Regions from separate parts of the Mus musculus genome. Here region 2 is linked to region 1. A link is a loop called in an ENCODE intact Hi-C map of the cell type or tissue named here. Cell type or tissue: left cerebral cortex. All regions are shown on one strand.

Region 1 (2,500 bases):
GACGGGCATATGCATATGAAGGTGGAGGGCAAACTAAGACTTTACTGATCCTGTTTGTGCTATTGTGTATTTGCAAACATGGCCCCATCAGGTTCCTTCCTGGGCCTGGGGACTGTGAGCGGGTTCTCAGAAAGCCATGTTTGTACAGTCAGTTGAGAATGGTAACCCAGAGATTTAGCAGCCAGCAGTTTTGTTTTCCTTCCCTGGGTCCCTAGTTCCTTCTCTCCCGGATTGGGGGCGGGGCGGTATGCCCATTTCCCTCTCTATCACCAAATCCTCTCCCAACAAGAGGCACTGTTCTTTCTCATATAGCTCTCACCATTGGTGACTTCCTTTTCTCTCTCCCTCTTCCCTTCCTTCCTTCCTTCCTTCCTTCCTTCCTTCTCCCTTTCCTTTTTATTCCATGTGTGTGTGTGTGTGTGTGTGTGTGTGTGTGTGTGTGTGTGAGACTAGGTGTTGAGCACAGGCCAGGGCTTCATATACAAACTCTCTAATGCTAAGCTACCCCTGCTGACTCACAGCAGATGTGCCTCACCTTCCCGCGGGATGCCAGCCACCCTGAAGACTGAGTCAGTATCACATTCCCTATGGCATCTGGTGGCTGCAACCACACAGGGACTGGTCCCTACAGAGACTCACTCTGTCCCTCCTGAGTTACACCTGCAGACTAGCAGGACTGTTGGCCATCTCTTCAGACTGATGTTCCCTCCCTAATCCTTCCTCTCAAATGACTTCCTTTCTGAGGAGCTACCCAGAAGAAGGGGTGAAGAGGACAAAGGGGCAGAGTGGGTCAGTCTCCCTGCTCTTTGTGAAAATCAGGGGACAGGGAGTGTGAGTAGGGGTTTAGAAGAGACATCCCCGTGCCTAACTTGGATAATAATACAGAGCTTGAGCAGGCCTCTGGAGTGACTCCCCACATTTTAACCTGATAAAGCCCCAAACTTGCAGGTATTGTGATGTACCCCAGTATCCCTTTAAGAGTATAGGAAGTTCCAAGGCTGGCCTGGGCGGGGAGGGTCAAACCAAAAGCCACAAAGCAACTCCAGAAGAAACTGTGCCCTCTGCCCTTTCCTCAAAGCCTCCTCCTTTACGAGAACACAAGTTAGAGTGAGCTCTGTCCAATGCTCTATCCCAGTCCTTCCTTTTATGTCTAAGAACCTTGGACTTCCTCAAAGCCACAGAGCTTGCTGGAGGTCCAGATTCCATCTGTGGTTCCTGAAGCCCCACGTGGGCCTTTGGGTTTTGTTCTGGTTCCTCTGTCTTCTCATGCTCTCCTCTTCACCTGCTTCCCACAGGCAGTTCCTGGGAGAGAGAGAGATCGAGGTCCTTGGACAACGGGCCATGGCCATAAGGCTGGAATGTAGTAAGATTTTAGGAGTTTTGGTTTCTTTGAAAAAAAAAAAAAAACTATGGGAACATGTTTTCATTTTAACCCCAGGTGTGGGATATGGGGCTGCTTCAGACTGTCCACAGCAGCCGACTATGATGTGTCTTGTGCTCTAGCAGGGGCATGGTTTTGCCAGCTGCAACTAGTTTCTGTGATTTCATGGTGTTTGGAATTCTGGGAACTTTTCAAAGGGCATATATGTATTAGAGCTCCGCTAGGTTGCAGTTTGTTAAGTAGTCTTGTGTAAAGAAGAAGAAATTAGATATCCAAACAGCCAAGATCAAACTTGCTCCAGGGAACTTGATGCCTCATATCAGCAGGAAGTAGTCTAACAATAACGTCGGCCCCTCTTTCCAACCCCTAACTTTAATCAGGGATCTCTCTCCTTTCCTCTCTGTCCTTTTTCCTCTTTTATCTAGGATTAGGGGTTAAAAGGGTGGAAGAAAGGGGGTGGCGAAGGATGTAAGAAAGAAGAACCCACAAAGTAGTAAAGACAGCTACACTGGGGGAAGAAATTCAGGCTGTGCCGTTCAGAGCATCATGGCAGGAAGCTGGCAGGATGCTGGATGTCCTCTGACACCTGGGAGGAAGCGGAAGCAGTGGGGACTGCGGTGGGGGCAGCAGGCTCCCTGCCACATCCTGTCCGGAGGCCACCTCAAGTCTGTCTCAGCACCATGGAACCAGCTGGTGTTGGAGAGGGCAGGAACGTTTTAATTACTCAGGTTACAGGGGAAGGGGGAATGGGAGTGAGGAAGGAATACAGGCAAAATCTAAGATGTAATTTGCAGTAATACGATTATAACTTTGAACACTTCTTTCCTGTATTCAGACAGGATACGAATGAATCAACACGGCACCTGGGAGTACCCGTGTTCTTGGGCCTGTCATCTGAATGGGGCAGAGTTATTCAAATATCAGCCACACCACTAATTAGCTGAATATCTGAAAAGCCCTGACTCTTTCCGGAGCTACGGTTCTGGTGGAGCTCTGAGGTCATAGAACATTCCAGAAGGCTGCTCCAGTGCCTCTCTCAAGTTCCTCCTTGTCTCTTTGGAGTCTCTGAAAATATCAAAACCCAAGGCTATGCTTTCCCACAGAATTCTTTTCCTATTC
Region 2 (2,500 bases), 60 kb before region 1:
GGCCATTGCTGGATTGATCTGACCACAGACTTTAAGCCATGTGAATAAATCCTATATACGTGTGTGTGTGTGTGTGGGGGGGGATTCATTGTATCAGTTCTGTTCCTTAAGAGAACCCTGACTAATACAATGGCATTCAATCCCCTGGATTACAGACTTGTGAGCCACCACGTGGGTCCTGGGAACCCAGATTCTCTGGAAGAGCAGGCAGTACTCTAACAGCTAAGCCATCTCAGCAGCCCCCAAAACTTAGGTCTCTTTTAAGTGCTTAGTCTATCTTAGCGTTATGCTTGACTATGAAGTGTCCTCCAAAAAGGCCCATGTGTCTAAGGTTTGGTTTCCAGTCAGTATTCAGAGAAGAGTCTTTAGGGAAGTGGTCAGATCATGAGGGCTCTGCCTTAGTAGGCTAAGCCACTGATGGGTTCATAATTCGACAGTTTTATGTGGAAGTGGTAAAAACTAGGAGATAGGACTTAGATACAACATGGACTTGAATGTTCTTTTTTCTTTGCTCTCTCTCTCCCTTCCTCCCTCCCTCCTTCTCTTCCTTCTCTCCCTCCTTCCTCTCTTCCTCCCTTTTTCCCTTCTCTCTCTCTCCCTTTCTTTCTCTCTCTCTGTTCTTTCCCTTCCCACCTTTCTCCTCCCTGTCCCTTCTTTTCCCTTCCCTTCCCTTCTCTCCCCTCCCCTCCCCTCCCCTCCCCTTTCTTCTTTGTATCAGAAGGTCAACAGCCCACCACAGCTCCCACTAGCTCTGATATGCTGAGTCACCTCCCACCCAAGGCATGGATCCTGCCAACTAAGGGTTGAAACCTGAAATCATGAACCAAACAAACATTTCCTTCTTAATTTTTTTCTCAAGTATTTTTGTTACAGCAATAAAAATTTAAGAGACTTGCTTCTTTCCTCTCCTGTTCCCTCCTCCTCTGAGGTTGAGCGCATGGGGGAGACAGCAGTGCATAGAACACCCAGCCATCAGAGAGAGATCTGCTGCACTGTTTTTATATCCCAGTGTGAATGTGGTATCAAAATTCTTTACTGTGTCATGCCCCATTGTGACACCCACAGTATCTCAACGATGACATCACACTACTCTGTGACATCACAGATGTAAATTGTGATGGTTCAGTACACCACTATGACATCACTATGCTAAATTATAATGTCAAGATTCGCCATTGTGTCATTAGAAGGTGAATTGTGGTATCACATCACGATGCTCTCTTCTCTGCCATCAGAATGTTCCCTTGGGTTACCCCAGAGCTGATGTAGGTCTTCACGATGCACAATGCCCCTCAATGATGCTGCGATGCACCTTTGTGATGGGACAGTGACACATCATGACCACCCAATGATTCATTGTGACATCATGATGATCTATTGAGTGCTAGTTTTCTGTCTTTTTTATGATAGCATCCCTGTGTGTATGTGGCATGTACACATGTGTGCACTTGGGTGTGTGTGAATGCATACATGTAGGGAACAGAGGTTGACTTTGGCTGTTTTCCCCTATGGGTGTCCATCAAAACTTTTGGGGCAGGGTTTCTTCACTGAACTTGGAGCTTGTCATTTGACTAGACTGACTGAATCAAACTCCCAGAGATCGTCCATCCTCTACCCACCCCACTGAGGAGTTACAGGCCAGCACTGCTGTTCTGGGCTGCACTGCCCATTTTTAATGTGGGCTTGGAGGGATCCCACTCATGAGTTCATGACTGCTAAGGGACTTTTGACTTACTGAGCCATTTCTCAGCTTTACACTCTTGCTTTTTGAGATAGATAGGTCTCCCACCGGGACCTGGGGCTGTCTGTTTAGACTAAGGCTGGTCAGCCAGACCAGTTAGGAGCTGGGCAGGGCTCCTGTCTCTCCCTCTGCAGTGCTGTGATGGCTGTGAATGTCTGGCTTTTCATGTGAGTATTGGAGACGAATTTGGAATCTGCTTATGCTACAAGCATTTCCGCAACTAAGCTATCTCCCCAGGACCCTGTAATGGCCATTCCATGTGGGAGAAATAAGAAACGTCCTTCCCTAGAGATGTGAACAAAGTCTTCCCCTACCCCTAAGGTCCTAAAGAAGAGCAAAGTAAGATCCCACCACAGTTCTTAATGGAAAACCAATTTATTGGGTTCACTTAGAGAACATGAATGAGGAGACTGATGGAGCACAGGTAACCCCAAACAGTTGCTCTACAGACACTTTCTTCACCCAGCACCTCCATGACCTCACAGAGCCCCTTTATCTACTCTTCCCCAATACACACTCTAGCCCCTCCCCACAGCCCAGGGCCTTGTGTGGAACTGCACGCAAATGGCCAGAAGGAGTGGCCGGCATATCAAGGGAGTCCCCCTGCCCATTTATGATGGACTATTGCAGGTGGGCATAGCTGAGCTCATGAGGATGGGGCAGCTCAGAGGGCAACGCTGAGTAGCAGCATGGCTCACTGGGTTCTGATCTGCATTTCTCTGGCAATCAGTGAAACTGGGCATTGTCTTCATGTACTTG

What was found. Hi-C counts contacts between places; a loop is a spot of excess contacts. Peaks named below come from ENCODE experiments on the same cell type or tissue, not always from the same donor. Only the 100,000 strongest peaks of a DNase experiment are listed, where the experiment ranks them.
Region 2: a loop joins it to region 1, with 2.1 times the contacts of the local background. A loop is called at or near these places in 6 of 42 quality-filtered maps.

What each region holds. Positions count from the first base shown.
Region 1 is chr14:31,531,475-31,533,974 of GRCm38, reverse strand. The region is part of intron 12 of Colq (collagen-like tail subunit (single strand of homotrimer) of asymmetric acetylcholinesterase); the gene reads left to right. Among named protein-coding and RNA genes, the nearest start is that of Eaf1, 38 kb to the right of the region's middle. In left cerebral cortex, no CTCF peak of the experiment used is centred here; no DNase peak of the experiment used is centred here.
Region 2 is chr14:31,591,131-31,593,630 of GRCm38, reverse strand. It overlaps LOC102639719 (a long non-coding RNA gene), which reads left to right and starts at 1,917. Exons shown (of 3, transcript XR_874498.2): 1 at 1,917-2,371. In left cerebral cortex, no CTCF peak of the experiment used is centred here; no DNase peak of the experiment used is centred here.